Linked DNA regions of Homo sapiens: region 2 is linked to region 1. The links are chromatin loops, found by intact Hi-C in ENCODE. Cell type or tissue: CD4-positive, alpha-beta T cell. All regions are shown on one strand. Each heading gives the region's core, and the rest is flanking DNA. Links, peaks and the distances in the headings are about the cores only.

What was found. Hi-C counts contacts between places; a loop is a spot of excess contacts. Peaks named below come from ENCODE experiments on the same cell type or tissue, not always from the same donor. Only the 100,000 strongest peaks of a DNase experiment are listed, where the experiment ranks them.
Region 2: a loop joins it to region 1, with 3 times the contacts of the local background. A loop is called at or near these places in 2 of 110 quality-filtered maps.

Annotation. Positions count from the first base shown.
Region 1 is chr1:167,405,172-167,413,839 of GRCh38, reverse strand. POU2F1 (POU class 2 homeobox 1) reads right to left here. Exons shown (of 16, transcript NM_002697.4): 14 at 1,536-1,881; 15 at 726-814. Among named protein-coding and RNA genes, the nearest start is that of CD247, 110 kb to the left of the region's middle. RefSeq lists a silencer at 662-862. In CD4-positive, alpha-beta T cell, for the core only: no CTCF peak of the experiment used is centred there; a DNase peak (open chromatin) is centred at 4,468.
Region 2 is chr1:167,351,322-167,359,989 of GRCh38, reverse strand. All of the region lies in intron 2 of POU2F1 (POU class 2 homeobox 1), which reads right to left. Among named protein-coding and RNA genes, the nearest start is that of POU2F1, 130 kb to the right of the region's middle. In CD4-positive, alpha-beta T cell, for the core only: no CTCF peak of the experiment used is centred there; no DNase peak of the experiment used is centred there.

The sequences.
Region 1 (8,668 bases), core at 344-8,343:
ATTAATTAGTGATGTCTCTCAAATTGTCTCCCTGAATCACATAACAGTAAACATTTTTAGACAGAAAGCTTAGGTACTAAACAAGTGGAACCCTTCAGTATATGGAATGAATATTGCCCTGGGTAACATGCTAAAAGGCAAAAGGAACCCAGCTGAGCTTGGAAAAGAGACATTATAATCCAAGAGAATATATGTTCTACACTAACGGCGATATAAAAAGAGCAGAACTTAATGAGAATTAAAAGCACTCCTGAGGTCCACCTGATGTGTTCCAATGTTTGTTCATTACAGGACTTTCCCATGCACAGCTTTCTCAGGAGTGCAGCTGGGAACTGGAGAGTCTTACTTGGTCAAGTTTGCCTAGAGACGGGTTTTAGATTAATACTTGGGATAAACTTATCAGGGGAAAAAAATCTGGCTTCAAGTCTACTCACATAAGATCAATATTAGCATGAAAGTTCTGGTTTTTTACCATATACCAAACTAAGTATATTTCCTGCTTTTACTCACATACTAACACCTATACTTTTCTTACAAAGCTTTTTTACGAGGACATTTTCTTAGTTCTCAAGAACAAGTTAGTCAGCATTTGACTCTTTCCCATCACTTTTACCTCTAGCAAAGCAGACTTCCTCTATCTCTGTCTCAAGCACACACACACACACACACACACACACTCACACACACGTGCATGCCACCAAATTAAGAAAAAGGCTTCTACTGACCTTGAATAGTTGCCAGTGTACTGTTGCTCATTAGAGCTGGGCTGAGAGCACCGCTCAGGGTCCCTGGATTCAGACTGAGTAAGGCACCTCTGCAAGTCCAAAAGAGGAGTCACTTTATTACCATGCAGACGCAGGTCTCATTTTGACAACACACCAAAAGGAACTTACAAAACGAAAATCCAGCTGGGGAAATAGGTGGAAATATTTATTTTTCTTTACTCTTCTATGGTTTGTGCTTCTCAGTTACTGCTTTCCTGGATGCTTACTCATACAAACGAGGTTATGATCAGCACAAAATGTAAAACTTTTATAGTCATTTTGACCCTTCTTTGAAAGACTTATTTCTCTTTCTTTCCAAAATGAAAGAAACATTCTAGAGAAAAAGATATATTTACAAGATAATTCTTATAATGTGTGACAATAACAGTATAAAATTGAGACTCCTATTACATCTCTTATCTATGCTTGAGAATTAGGAAGTAGGCAGTTGAGAGAGTTTAATGGGGAAAATAAGAGTCAAGAATTCTAGGCTTTCTTCCTGGCCCCGTCACTAAGGTAATTAGTGACCTGGTATTTTGGGTCTTCATCTGGAAACAAAGGTATGACTACTGCCCTTCCCAGGGTGTTAAGAAACATAAACTCAACTATAATCAAAGTCCTTGTATGATCACAAAACAGCCCACTTCAAAGAGATTACTGCTTTAAAGACATTTTTTTCCCCATCTAAGTCAGTGATGTAAAGTCTCCCCTGTGAGTAATTCCAGGGATGACCTCCACCTCAGACGTGAATGAGATGAGAAAGCGCCTTACCCAGCCGCAAACTGTGAGGGTGCCATCAGGCTTGGGTTTAGTCCTGCAGCAGCTGCCATGGCAGCAAGACTGGCATTTGCTGGCAACTGTGCAGCTCCTTGAAGGGCAGCAGCTGCTGCTGTTTGCAAACCTGATGCTGTCACCATCACCTGGCTGGTCCCAAGAGGGGAGGACAAAGGAGTGGAGGTGGTCTGTGTTGTGCTGGTCTCACTGGCACTGGATGCCTCGGAGGTGGAGGCTGAGGCAGAAGGGGAGGGACTCAGAGAGGGGGACGTGACTGCTGAGGAAGCTGGAGGCGCTGTGGAAATCACGGTTGCTGTGTTGTTGGAGGTGGTGTCTGAAGTGCCTGAAAAGACAAACAGATTAGAAGATGACCTTTTGTAAATGGTTTTGGAAGAATGGTGGCTTTACTCAGCCAAACTCTATAATCAATGGAATAATTAACCTACCACCTAGTAAAGCTGTCCTTTAATAACCTAGTTTAGTGCTTTTATGGAAATTAACTACAAAACCAAACATTTTAGGATCACAGCTAGGAACCCTACTTTAAGAGATATGAGCAATGAAAGAAACAGAGAAGTTTTCCATTGCCTGTTTCCTATTCAAGAAACAAAAGAATCATAGAAGCTCTAATTATGGAATACAACTGCTCTGGGGAAGAAAAAGAAAGCAAAAGAAGAAAAACTTCTGTAAAGCTCTTTTCATTCAGAAATCTCCTTAGGGGTCTCCTCAGAAAAATCAAAACAAGGAGAAGAAAAACAGAAAGTTATATGCTTTTCTAAGAATTCAGTATCAACAACAACATAGTATAAAAATGACTACATGCCTTCTCTACATTCAAACAACTATTCTGTAATAAAAATTAGCTCTCAAAAAGTCCATTGTGGTAAAAAAAAAAACAACATACAATGATACTATGAATCTCATAAAAGCATAAAAATTAAGATCTAAGAAATTATTATTTGTAGGCCGGGTATGGTGGCTCACACCTGTAATCTCAGCACTTTGGGAGGCTGAGGTGGGCAGATCAAGAGGTCAAGAGATTGAGACCATCCTGGCCAACATGGTGAAACCCTGCCTCTAATAAAAATACAAAAATTAGCTGGGCGTGGTGGCACGCGCCTGTAGTTCCAGCTACTCGGGAGGCTAAGGCAGGAGAATCGCTTGAACCTGGGAGGCGGAGGTTGCAGTGAGCCAAGATTGCGCCACTGCACTCCAGCCTGGCGACAGAGCAAGACTCCATCTCAAGAAAAAAAAAAAAAAGAAATTATTTGTGAGGTCTTAGAAAAAAGTGCCTGAATATGCTTTTGGTTTAAGGAGAATGAACATTTGGATATAAATGACTAACTGACATTAAATATATCATTACTAAACACTAAAACACATTTGCTGGGATTATTTAATGTTTGAGATCAGTGTTGTCTAACAGAAATACAAGACATATGTAATTTAAAAATTTCTAGTAGCCCCACTGAAAATGGTAAGACAAGGCCAGGTGTGGTGGCTCACGCTTGTGATCCCAGCACTTTGGGAGGCTGAGGTGAGTGGATCATTTGAGGTCAGGAGCTCGAAACCAGCCTGGCCAATGTGGTGAAACCCCGTCTCTATTAAAAATACAAAAATTAGCCAGGCATGGTGGTGGGCGCCTGTAATCCCAGCTACTCAGGAGGCTGAGGCAGGAGAACTGCTTGAGCCCAAGAGGTGGAGGTTGCAGTGAGCCGAGATGACGCCATTACACTCCAGTCTGGGTGACGAAGTAAGACTCCGTTAAAAATAATAATAATAATAATAATAACATTTTTTGGTGATGAAATCTTTTACCAAGCTTCAGAACATGCTCTTCTTTCATAACAATCTTGTTACAAATTCAGGCAATTTTGTCCTTCCAAAAATCTGTTTTAAAACCTTCTTCTGGTCTGTACTAAGAACATCTAGAATTGAACTCTCACTTCCACTCTTCAGTTTTTATCACATGTCACAGGGTTGGGAGAGACTCAGACATCATTTATTTCAGCACTGACTACTTTCTTCACCTCCTATAAAGCTGTGCAAAAGTGGCTGCCAAATGAATGAGGTAAACATAATGTTCTTATTGTTAAATAAAAAGGAAGGCTTTCTTCCTCTGTCTACCCTTCTGAAAAATATAAGTGATTTATTTTTATTGCCACTGCCCCTAAATATCATTACATCTTTGTAGATACTATGAATCCTATTTTCGTTCATTACTTCTTTGGTTCTAAATCTCTCAGAACAATCAACCACTGAACACTGGATGCTGTGTAGGGTCCTGTGTTAGGCAGATTCATATACCCTTTTTCGCTTTAATCTTCTCTTAAGACATGCCCCCTGTCACATAGTAAGGTGAACATCTTTTATTTCTCTTCCATGCTAAGCAATTTCAATGTACTTTCAATCTTTTTTTGACCAATTTCTCACCTTATCTAACCTGATTTTACCTATGGGTACTACTTCCCTTTCAAAGTTCTGAAATTGAATTGCCTATTTTTATAAGTCCTAATATCTTGAGCTCAAAAGGCTTAAAATAGTTATTTCTTTACTCTCCAGCCACCTTCAAATCATTCACCAACTGTTTTCTTAAATCCCTTAAGTTTACAAAGAAAATCCCAGTCAAATTTTATCAGTGAATTTAACCTAGGCCAGAAGATGATGACTCCAGAAGCATTCAAAATTGTTCTAGGCGTCTCCAATATAAATGTTATATAAATAAGCATTATGGTATAACAACTTAAAATTATCTTCAAATTAATTATCCCAGTCAGTGAGTCATGTTTTCATCAATATATGTATTTCATGACTGTAAATTCTTGGCAACTTGGCAATTTAATTACTTGGGTAACTTTGACTAGTGAACTTATTGTTGCTGAGCCTCAATGTCCTCAACAGCAAAATAAGATACCACCAACCACCTCACAGGGGCAGTAGGAAGCTATAGTCAAGGTGTGTATATAGTACCTGGCACTTCCCTGTGCTTCCCGCCCTGTCTTGTCTTTTCTCAAACAGCTTTTATTGAGATACAACTTATAAACTGGATATCCATATGCAGAAAGAGGAATTTAGATCTTTACCTTACACTGTGCATAAAAATTAACTAAAACAGATCAAAGGCCTAAATATAAGAGCTGAAACTATAAAGCTTCTAGTAAATAAAGTAGGACAAAATCTTTGTGACCCTGGGTTAAGCAAAGAGTTCACAGACACAGCACCAAGAGAATGATCCATAAAAGAAAAGAAAAATCAGTGAACTCAACTTCATCAAAAGTAAAATCTTTTGCGCTTCAAAAGCCACAGACTGAGAGAAAACATTTGCAGATCACATATCCAATAAAGGAACTGGAATTGTGTCAGAATGTATAAACAATTCTTACAACTCAATAGTAAGAATATAAACAACTTAGATTTTTAAATGGACAAATGTTAGTAGACATTTTAACAAGGAAGATATAGGAGTGACTAGTAAGCACATGAAAATTCATCCAGCTTTAAAATTTGATGACTTTTAATCAACTTACAGTTATACAACCATCATCACAATCCAGATTATGACATTTCCACTCCCAAAAAAGATCCCTTGTGCCTGTTTGTAATCATGTCACACTCCTACCTAGTTATCTGCTTTTTGTCTCTAGATTTTTGTGGACATTTCACACAAATGGAATCATACAATATGTAGTCTCTTGCATCTGGCTTCTTTTACTTAACATTCTGTTTTCAAGGTTCATCCACATTGTAGCACGAATCAACACCTCATTAATTTTTATGGCTGAATAATATTCCACTGTGTAGATATAACACATTTTGTTTATTCATTCACCAGTTGATGAGCACTGGTTTGTTTCCAGTTCTTGGATATTATAAATAAGGCTGCTATATAAACATTCACATTGAAGTTTTTGTGTAGAAATGTCTTCATTTCTCTTGGGGAAATTGCTGGGTAGGACGGTAAATTTATGTTTAAAAGAACTGCCAAGATGTTTTCCGAAGCTGTATCATTCTACATTCCTACAAGCAATGCATGAAAGTTCCAGTTTCTCCACATCCTTCCCAACATTTATCATCTTGGGTCTTTTTGATTATAGCCATTCTAGTGAGTACAAAGTAGTATCTCATTACAGTTTTAATCTGCACTTCCCTAATGAGTAATGCTAATGTCACATATCTCTCCATGTGCTTACTAGTCACTCCTATATCTTCCTTGGTAAAATGTCTACTAACATTTGTCCATTTAAAAATCTGAGTTGTTTATATTCTTACTATTGAGTTGTAAGAGTTGTTTATACATTCTAGACACAATTTCTTTATTGGATATGTGATCTGCAAATGTTTTCTCTCAGTCTGTGGCTTTTGAAGCACAAAAGATTTTACTTTTGATGAAGCTGAATTTACTAATTTTTTTTTCTTTTATGGATCGTTCTCTTGGTGCTGTGTATATGAACTCTGTGCTTAACCCAAGGTCACAAAGATTTTGTCCTACTTTATTTACTAGCAACTTTATAGTTTCAGCTCTTATATTTAGGCCTTTGATCCATTTCAGTTAATTTTTATGCACGGTGTAAGGTAAGGATCTAAATTCCTCTATTCCTCTTTCTGCATATGGATATCCAGTTGTCCTAGAACCATTTGTTGAAGACTGTCCTTTCCCTATTGAATTGCCTTGGCACCTCTGTCAAAAATCAATAAAGCATAAATTTAAAGTTTTGCTTCTGGACTCTTAATTTTGTTCCATTTAATCTATATATCTATATGTATACCAGTAATACACTGCTTTGATTATTGTTGCTTTACAGTAAACTTTGAAATTAGGACATGAAAATCCTCTGATTTCACTCTTTCTCAAAATTGTTTTGGCTATTCTTGGTCCCTTCCAAGAGTTTATCGATTTCTTTAAAACAAAACAAAGAAAAAACCTGTTGGAATTTTTACTATGATTTTGTTGAATCTATAAATCAAGCTGGAAGACTGAGCATGGTGGCTCATGCCTGTAATCCCAGCACTTTGGGAGGCCAAGGTGGGTGAATTGCTTGAGCCCAGGAGTTCGAGACCAGCCTGGGCAATATGGCAAAACCTCGTCTCTACAAAAAATACAAATATTAGCTGGGCGGGTGGCATGTGGCTATAGTCCCAGCTACCGGGGAGGCTGAAGTGGGAGGACTGCTTGAGCCTGGGAAGTTGAGGCTGCAGTGAAATGTGATTGCGCCACTGTGATAGGGCAATACCCTGTCTCGAAAACAAATAATAATAATAATAAAATATATAAAATAAATAAAATAAAAAAATATATATTTATGCTATAATGTGGATAAACCTTGAAATCAGAGAGAAAGAGAGATGCACATATATCTCAAGCTGGAGAAAAACTGTCATCTTAAGAATGCTTAGTCTTCCAAAACATGAACATGGAATATGAAATGTCTCTTTATTTAGACTTCTTTTAACTTCTTTCAGCAAATTGTAGTTTTCATTGTTCAAGTCTTACACTTCTTTTAAGTTTATTCCTAAGTATTTTATTCTTTTGATACTGTTACATACAAGTTATTTCCTAAATTTCATTTTTGAACTGTCCATTGATAGTACATACAAATGTAATTTATTTTTTATATATCAATCTTGTATTCTGCAACAATACTGAATTTATTGATTAGTCCTAGATACCTTTTTTTGGTGAATTCCTTAGTATTTTTATACATATAGAATAATGCAAATACAAGCAGTTTAACTTCTTCCTTTCCAAATTGTCTTCCGTTTTTTTTCTCCCCCTTACTGGAGGCTATAACCTCCAGGACGATGTTAATCAGAAGTCCACAAGAGCAAACAAACACTCTTACCTAATTCTCAATCTTAGTGGGGAAAGTATTCAGTCTTTTGCCATTAAGTATTCTATTTGCTGGAGAGTTTTAGTAAGTGCTCTTTATCAGGTGAGGCAGTTCCTTTGTATTTCAGCTTTCATCATGAATGGGTTTTGGATTTTTACAAATATCTTTTCTGTATCCACTGAGATGATTATGTGGTTTTTGTCCTTTCTTCTACTATTATAATGTGTTACATTAATTGATGTTCAGTTATTGTACTAACCATACATTCCTGGGAGATAAATCCTCCTTGGCCATGATGTATATAATCGTTCGATTTTTTCAGTATGTTGCTGGATTTGACTTGCTAAGATTCTTTTGAGAGTTTTGGTTTATATTTTCTCGAGGAATATGAGTTTGTAATTTTTTTTTCTTGTGCTATTTATCTAAGCTTAGGTATCTGGGTAATACCGGCCTGATAGGAAAATAGAGGAGAAATGTTATTTCTTCTTTGATGCATGTTTTAATTTTCAAATACATGGGGACTTCCCAAATTTCTTTCTATTGTTAATTTCTAGTTTATCTCAGTTGTCATCAGACAACACACTTTGTATGATTTTAATCCTTTTTAATTTACTGAAACTTGTTTTATGGCTAAAAGTATCCTGGGAGATGGATGTTCCATGTGTACATAAAAAGGATGTGTTTTCTGCTGTTGCTGGACCAAGTGTTCTGCAGATGGCAGTTAGAACAAGTTGGTTGATAGTGCTCAAATGTTGTATATCCTTCACGGCTTTTTTTTATTTTCCCCCAAACAGGGTCTCGCTCTGTTCTCAAGCTGGAGTTCAGTGGTACAATCTCAGCTTATTGCAGCCTCAACTTTCCAGGCTCAAGTGACCCTCCCACCTCAGCCTCCCGAGCAGCTAGGACTATAGGCACGTGCCACCACGCCTGGCTAATTTTGCTCATTTTTTTTTTTTTTTGTAGAGACAAGGTCTTACTATGTTGCCCAGGCAGGTTTTGAACTCCTGGACCCAAGCGATCCTTTCACCTTGGCCTACCAAAGTGCTGGGATTATAGGCATAAGCCACTGCACATGGCCTGAATTTTTTTTTTTTTAACGTGGCTCAAATAAATACTATGTCTGCAACTGTTATTGTTGAATTGTCTATTTCTTCTTTGAATTTTATTCCTTTTTGTTTCCTGTATCTTGGGCCTTTGTTGTTAAGGTGGCTATATAATTATAGTTGCTATATCTTCCTGAGGAATCAACAATTTTGTCACTATGAAAAATATTTTGGAAAATGAATTGGGGGCGGGGCATGT
Region 2 (8,668 bases), core at 205-8,204, 54 kb after region 1:
CAAAAGAAGACATACAAGCAAGTCAACAAACATGAAAAAATGCTCAACATCACTAATCATCAGAAATACAAATCAAAATAACAATGAGATACCATCTCACACTAGGCAGACTATTATTAAAAAGTAAAAAAAAAAAAAACAAACCCACAAATGTTGACAAAGCTGAAAAAAAAAAAACCACGTACACACTGTTGGTAGGAATGCAAATTAGTTCAGTCCCTGTGGAAAGCAGTTTGGCAATTTCTCAAAGAACTAAAAACAGAATTACCATTCAACCTAGCAATCCCATTACTGGATATATACCCAAAGAAAAATAAATCGTTCTACCCAAAAGACACCTGCATTTGCATGTTTATCACAGCACTATTCACAACAGCAGAGACATGGAATCAACCCAAGTGCCCAAAACAGTGGATTAGATAAAGAAAATATGGTACATATGCACCGTGGAATACTATGCAGCCATAAACAGAACAAAATCCATGCAGTAATACGGATGCAGCTGGAGGCCATTTTCCTAAGTGAATTAACACAGGAACAGAAAACCAAATACCACATATTCTCACATTTAAGTGGGAGTTAAACACATAAGACACAAAGACAGAAACAGAAACTAGGGATTCCAAAAGGGGGAAGGGAAGGAGAAGGCAAGGGCTGAAAAACTACCTACGGTACTAGGTTTGCTACTTGGGTGACAGAATCATTAGAATCCCAAACCTCAGCATCAGGCGATATACCCATGTAACAAACCTGTGCATTTACCCCCTACATCTAAAACAAAAATAGTTTTTTTTTTTTTAAAAAAAGTCTAGTGTGTTTCAGGAGCCAGGGATGAGAAAGCTACAAGGATGGAGTGGTTTAATACTATTAAATGGTACAGAGAAGATAAGGATAAGAGCACTGAGAAATAAATAAATCCAAAGAAAATAGAGGGAAAGGTAATAATAAAGGTAAGACCAATAATGAATACCATTAAAAAAAACTTCCACATAATAGAAACACCAACTTGGTTCTTTCAAAAGAATCTTGTCACTTTGTAACGTATAAACTTCTGGTAAGATGGAACAAGAAAATAAGAGAGAAGGAGCAAACAAACAATTTAAGTGTAACAAAAAGGCCTATCAAAAACTGCTGCAGGTCAGGTGCAGTAGCTCAAGCCTGTATCCCAGCACTCTAGACAGGCTGAAGCAGAAGAATTACTTGAGGCCAGGAGTTCAAGACCAGCCTGAGCAGCACAGTCAGAACCTGTCTCAAAAAAAAAAAAAAAAAAAAAGCTGCAGATAATAAAAAGATTAAGAATATATTGTGAAGCGTTTCATGTCAATACAATTAAAACTTAAAAATGAATAACTCTATAGAAAATATAATTTATCAAGACTGACTCAAGAAGAAATAGAAAATCCATAGAGTCCCACAGCATTTAAGGAAACTGAATTAGTAGGTAAGTAAAAATCTTCCCAAGAGAATAAAAAGCCTTGTTGATTTTACCCAAGTGCTTCCAAAAATTCAAGGAACAAATAATTCTAATCCTCCACAAACGTTTCCAGAGAACAACAAAACCAGAAACACTTCTAACTCATTTTATGAGACCAGCATAACCTCGATACCATAACCTGATAAAGTGTGAAAAATATAAATACAAGCCAGTTTCATTCATAAACATATATGAAAAAATACTAAATAATAATAGCAAACCTAATCTACTAATATAAAATATTATGGCTAAGGTAGATCTAGGGAGTCTGAGGCAGGAGAATCACTTGAACCTGGGAAGCAGAGGTTGCAGTGAGCCGAGATCGCGCCACTGCACTCCTGCCTGGGCAACAAGAGCGAAACACCGTCTCAAAAAAAAAAAAAAAAAAAAAAAGAAAAGAAAAAAGATCAATTAGGCCAGATGCGGTGGCTCATGCCTGTAATCCCAGCACTTTGGAAGGTCGAGACAGGCAGATCACGAGGTCAAGAGATCGAGACCATCCTGGCCAACACGGTGAAACCCCATCTCTACTAAAAATACAAAAATTAGCTGGGTGTAGTGATGTGCGCCTGTAGTCCCAGCTATTCAGGAGGCTGAGGCAGGGGGATTGCTTGAACCCAGGAAGCGGAGGTTGCAATGAGCCGAGATAGCGCCATTGCACTCCAGCCTGAAGACAGAGTGAGACTCTGTCTCAAAAAAAAAAAAAAAAAAAAATCAATTAATAAGATTCACCAAGTTCAATAAAGGGCGGGGTGGAATCATATAGAAATCTCAAAAGATGCATAAAACTCTTAGACAAATACAATATCCACTTATGATAAAAATTCTTGGCATAAGGACTGGGTGTGCTGGCTCACACCTGTAATCCTAGCATTTTGGGAGGCTGAGGCAGGTGGATTATTTGAGCTCTGGAGTTTGAGATGAGCCTGGGCAACATGATGAAACCCCATCTCTACCAAAAATACCAAAATCAGCCAGGCGTGATGGTGCACACCTGTAGTCCCAGCAACTTGGGCTGAGAGGGGAAGGACTGCTTGAACCCAGAAGGTTGAGGCCGCAGTGAGCCCACGTCACACCACTACACTCCTGCCTGGGGAACAAAGTGAGACCCCGTCTCACAAAGAAGCGGGGGGGGGTGGGGGGGGGGTGGGGGGGGAGGCGTGGGGGAGGGGGGGCAATCTTGGCATAGGAATACAAGTTTCTTTAACTTGATAAAGAATAAGCATTAAAATAAATAAACATCATAGTTTATGGTGAAAAATTAAAAGCATTTCCTTTAAGATTAAGAAGAAGATAAGGGGGCCAGTTACTGTTACAATAGGTAGACAGGCATGAGCAGGGCAGAGGGCTCTTCCCTTGCCCACTAGGAATGTCGGGTGATGGTCTGGCAGTTTTCATATTGCCTAAGTGATAAATTGGCAGCCGGCTTCAGGGAAAGGCCATTTCCTAATGGTCCACACCTGTTGTGCTAAAGTGTTAATTGAAGGCAGGGACCAGGGAGAAGTAATTTCTTGAGCATGTGCATTAAGAGACAAAATGGCGGAATATGACCTTCTGGGGGCACACCACCAGAAAAGGGAAGAAAACCTCAGATGGGCATGTCTACAACTTCCTAAACACACTGCGCCTGCTCACCTCCCAAGGGTAAGGAGGGCACTACACATGTGGGCAGCCCACCTCAAGGGAAGAATCATGGGAAAGGGGCCAGCCTATAAAGTCCCAGGATCAAGGTTAAACACTGCACTTGACCTCGGTGCCTGCTTGGGACTCTTCTAAGTGTACTTTCCTTTCTTTCCTGTTCTAAAGCCTTTGTAAGTAAACTTCCACCCATGCTCTGAAACTTGCCTTGGTCTCTTCTGCTGCCTTATGCCCCTCAGTCGAATTCTTTCTTCTGAGGAGGCAAGAATTGAAGTTGCTGCAGACCCGTATATATTTGCCGCCAGTGACTCAAATACCTTCTACCGGTAACACATTTGATGCTGTGAAACTTGGATATTTGCCACTGGTAACACTACTACTACTTCTATCATACTCCAAGGCCTATCCAGCAAAACAAGACAAAAAAGAAAACATCTGAGTTGGAAAAAACAAAATAAAACCCTTTGCAGGTGATTTGTGTGTACAGAATGTTCTAAGGAATCTAATAATTTATTATTAGAATAAGAGAGTTTAATGAGGATGCAGCACACAAAATCTACTTTAAAACTGCCTTTGTGGCCAGGCAGGGTGGCTCACGCCTGTAATCCTAGCAGGCGTGAGCCAGGGCGGGCAGATCCCTTGAGCCCAGGAGTAGAGACCAGCCTGGGCAACATGGTGAAACCCCGCCTCTACAAGAAAAAAAAAAAAAAAAAAGAAAAAGAAAAATTAGCTAGGCGTGGTGGGACGTGCCTATAGTCCCAGCTACTTAGTAACAGTATAGTCCCAGTACTAAGTAACATACTTAGGAGGCTGAGGTGGGAGGATCACCTGATCTGAGGGAAGTCGAGGCTGCAGTGAGCCATGATCCTGCCACTGCACTCCAGTGTGGGCAACAAAGTGAGACCCTGTCTCAAAAAATAATAATAATAATAAAATTGTCTTTGTATATTCCAAATGAAAACAATTTTTAAAGATTTTATTTATAAACACTTAAAAGATACAAAGTCCTGAAAATAAATCTATCAAAATACAGCAAGTTCCATAGGCAGAAAATTATAAAACTTTATTTAAAAACAAAGACATGGCTGGGCATGGAGGCTCGCACTTATAATCCCAGAGATTTGAGAGGTGGGAGGATCGCTTAAGGCCAGGAGTTTGACACCAGCTTGAGCAACATAGTGAAAAAAAATAGTAATTAAAAATGTGCAGTTATTATAGTATGCCAGTTGTATAGACAGATGCCAGCTCAATATTGTAAAAATGTCAGTTCTCCCCAAACTGACCTATGGATTCAAAGTAAATTCATATGAAAATCTCAATAAATTATTTTCTCTCTGTCTTTTTTTTGGAGCAGAGGGGTAGAACTTAACAAGTTGATTCTAAAATTTACATAGAATGGCATGGGGCCAAGATGTTCTTTAAAACATGGAGACGTGGATTATCAAGATATTAACATTTAGAGAGCAATAATAATTGAGGCAGTGTGGTATTAGCATAGGGATCAACACATATACCAGTGCAGAGTCTAGAGACAGAGGTACACACACCTATGAACACTTGAAACATGACAGAGGTGAGGAAGGGATGAAAGATGACAGATCAATGAGGAAAGGGTGGAGTTTTTAATAAAGGGGTAGCTGGGTATCTATTTAAAAAACAAAAAACAAAAAACTAGACACATTACACTATACTAAAAAAAAAAAAAGAAAGAAAAATGAAAATTTCAGAAGGATTAAAAGCCAAAATGTGAAATGCAAAACTATAACATTCTTAGAAGATAACATAAAAGAATATCATTCTAACCTTGGGAAAGTGAAGAATTTCTTTATCAAGAACCAAAAGATGAAAACACATAAATTTAACTACTTTAAAATTAAAAGCTCATCAAAGGGCTACATAAAGTGAATTGAAAAAAGAAAATATTTACAATCCATACAAACAACAAAGGATTAGTATTCAGAATACACAAAGAACTCCTATGAGTCAATAAGAAAAAGTCAACCCAACAGAAAAAATAGGCAAGATAAATGAACAGGAATTTAACAAAGGAAGAAACACAGATGGCCCATAAACACAGGAAAAGATGTTCAATCTGCTTGGAAACTATGGAAATGCAAATTAAAACCCCAATGAGATACCATTTTACACCTGATAAATTGGCTAAAATTGCAAAGTCGGTTAATCCCAGTTGCTATTAGTAGCAGTATAAACCAGTACAAATGCTCTGGAAAACTGGCTGGCAGTACTAAGTAACATTAGAACAAGTTCAGCAATAACACTATTAAGAAAATACTCTGGGTACTCACACCTGTAATCCCAGCACTTCAGGAGGCCGAGACGGGCAGATCACCTGAGGTCAGGAGTCTGAGACCAGCCTGGCCAACATGGTGAAACCCCGTCTTTACTAAAAATATAAAAATCAGCTGAGCGTGGTGGAGGGTGCTTGTAATCCCAGCCACTAGGGAGGCTGAGGCAGGAGAATTGCTTGAACCCGGGAGGCCGAGGTTGCAGTGAGCTGAGATTGTGCCACTGCACTCCAGCCTGGGTGACAGAGTGAGACTCTGTCAAAAAATAAATAAATAAATAAAAATAAAGAAAATACTCTGGGGACTTTTTCACAATATGTATCAAGAGATAAGTACAAAGTCATTTATAGCCATATTATTTGTAATAGCAAAAGCCTAGAAATAACCCAAATGTCCATCAATAATGGAATAAACAAACATTCTAATGTAGTCATACAATGGGATATTATATCCAGTGAAAATGAATTATAGGTATATGTACTAACATGGATGAATCTCAAACACATAATGTTGAGCAAAAGAAATCAGTAATAAAATATCCATGGTACAGTATAATTCAATTTCATTATGGAAACAGGCAAATCTAAGTAATGTGTTATTTGAGGATAAATATGTAGATGGAAAAATATTTTGAGTGAAAAGCAATGTCACCATTAACGCTAACTTCGGGATAGTGGTTATTTTTGTGGTAGAAAAATGGAATATGTTCAGGGTGGGCCTACAGAAGCCTTCTGAGGAATGGTAACATTCTACTTTATGGCCACAGTGGTAGATATGAGTACTTAAACGCTACATTCATGTTTACATACAAGTTTTTACAATTACTTTTGCATAAAATCGTAAAAGAATCAACAATAAAAAAAAGTGCAACAAAATTCTGGGTACACATCCAGATTGCAAGGAATAAAGGCAAAAGCAGGTAATAATGAAGCCAAGGTGGTGAGTGATGATCGTTTCTTTCATAAGTCAGGTACTGGCGGGACAGCGTGAGGATGATAATTCAAAGGGGCAGATAGGGTGGAAGGAAAGACTTGAGGTTGATAAAACCTGAGCAAACTTAAAAGACTGAAAGAGTCTGTGGAAGGGATATGCTGAAAAGGTAAGAACAATAGCGGTTGAAAGATAGGGCAGAAACCTGAAGGGTACGAGAAGACAATTCAAATAATGGAGGCGGTGGGGGTAAAGAGAGATATTTCTTTGTCAGATGCAAAAAAAAAAAAAAGGAGAAGGTAGGTAAAAACAGAAAAATGTAAAGTATTGAAGAGGGAGGTGGTGAGGCTCAAATCAGACAGCTACAATTTTTTCAGTAATCAAAAGGCAGATATTTTCAGAAAACGAAAGAGCAAAACAGAAATAGAGAAGACTGGAAATATGCAATGAAAAATGTGACAGGGAATAAATTAGAGGTGAATCCAAGGTTAGCACCAGTGACAGTGAAGACCCAGCTGAGAGACAGTTGGATTTATATTAAGTTCAAGCACTGGAGAGTCCTCATCTCCCAGAAAGTTCTGTTTTTCTCTTCATAGCCAGCAGTCAAGGATCAAATAGGCAAAGGTTTCTTCCCTTCATGAACAGTTCATATTACTCAGCTTTGCACAGGATTCAGGCATTTAAATGTCTTTCAGCGCTCAGCTCAAATGCTATTTTCTTTCATGTTTCCCATCTCTCTAACCCAAAAGCAATAATCTATACCTTCTTACTACGAAAACACATTTGGTACTTCCTCAACATTTTGTGGGAGTGAGGGAAGAAATAAAATTGAGCTAAAGTACATATGACACAGATGAATATGAATCTCAAGCCCGCTATACTAAGTAAAAGCAGCCAGATTCAAAGGGTACATCCACATGATTCTATTTATTTCATATTTTGGAAATGGTAAAGCTGAAAGGGACATTAAAAAGAACTAATCAAGCTCCTTGTTTTACAAATAAGAAATTTTTTCTAATATACAGAAATACTTCCACTGAAATAACCAAGCTGGATAGTAATTGAGCTCAGACTGAAATTCCGAGCCTTCCACCGATTTGTCTAGCACCCCTGCCTCAACTCTCTCCCAATTGCCCTTTCTACTAAACCATCCAATGACGAAGGACTCCAATTCAATGCTCATTCACAAATATTAGCTAAGTGACAAATCAGTAATTGAGGCCATGATCAGGCTCATAAGGGGACATAAGATGACAAAGTAGTAGAATTCTGGCCTTTGCTATCTATCTCACAGCTAGCTACTTCAACTACATTTCTTTTACATTAAAATAAAGTTTTTAAAAAGGAATCAAATCAAATTTTATAGCCCACAAGAAATATTACATTTTATAAAGGACAACTTTGTCAAAAAACGTCTTCAAATAGGAAATGCATCAAAATGTTAATAGTGAATACATTATTCTGTATTTTTCAAATTCTCTACCATGATGAGTATTACCATTAAGTTGTGATAACAGCTTTAATTTTTATTGCTAAAATTTTCCTAAAATGGGCATCCTTTCAATTTATCCTTCAATGTCATCTCCAAAGCAATCAGTCTCCAGTCTCTTAAAAGAGACACACTTCTGCTGTTTGAATTCTGCCCAGGTGTGCATCTATTTTTGCGGTGGGAGGACAGTCCTCTCCTTTATCCTATTCCTGTTGTCATTTTTCCACAAATGAGAATGGAAATCTATATCCTATGAACATTAATTTTAAAATGTATAAATGAGAGAGGAAACATTACACATTAGGGAAAGAAGGAGAAAAGAAGAGGTGGGAGGGAGGAGAGGAGAGTCAGGGAGAAAGCTAAGGTGAAACCCTCAAATAGGATGAAAATGCAGATATCCTTCACCCTCCTCTCTAGCTCTGAAAATCCTAGTCATTATGAAATATCCAGCCTGGAATCTACTTCCTTCAAGAAGACTTTAAGGGCCAGCCTAATTATAAATAATATTTCCAAAATCTTAACTCCTATAAAATCTAGTTTTCCTTAGGACGTTTAATCATTACTTAAGATATAACATTAATAGTTTCTTTTCTTTTTTTTCTTTCTTTCTTTTTTTTTTTTTTTTTTTTTTTTGAGATGGTGCTTCATTCTTCCTGACCAGGCTGGAGTGCAGTGGCGCGATCTCGGCTCACTGCAACCCTGCGCCTCCCAGGTTCAAGTGATTCTCCTGCCTCAGCCTCCCAAGTAGTTGGGATTACAGGCATGTGCCACCATACCCAGCTAATTTTGTTTGTTTTGAGACAGAGTTTCGCTCTTGTTGCCCAAGTTGGA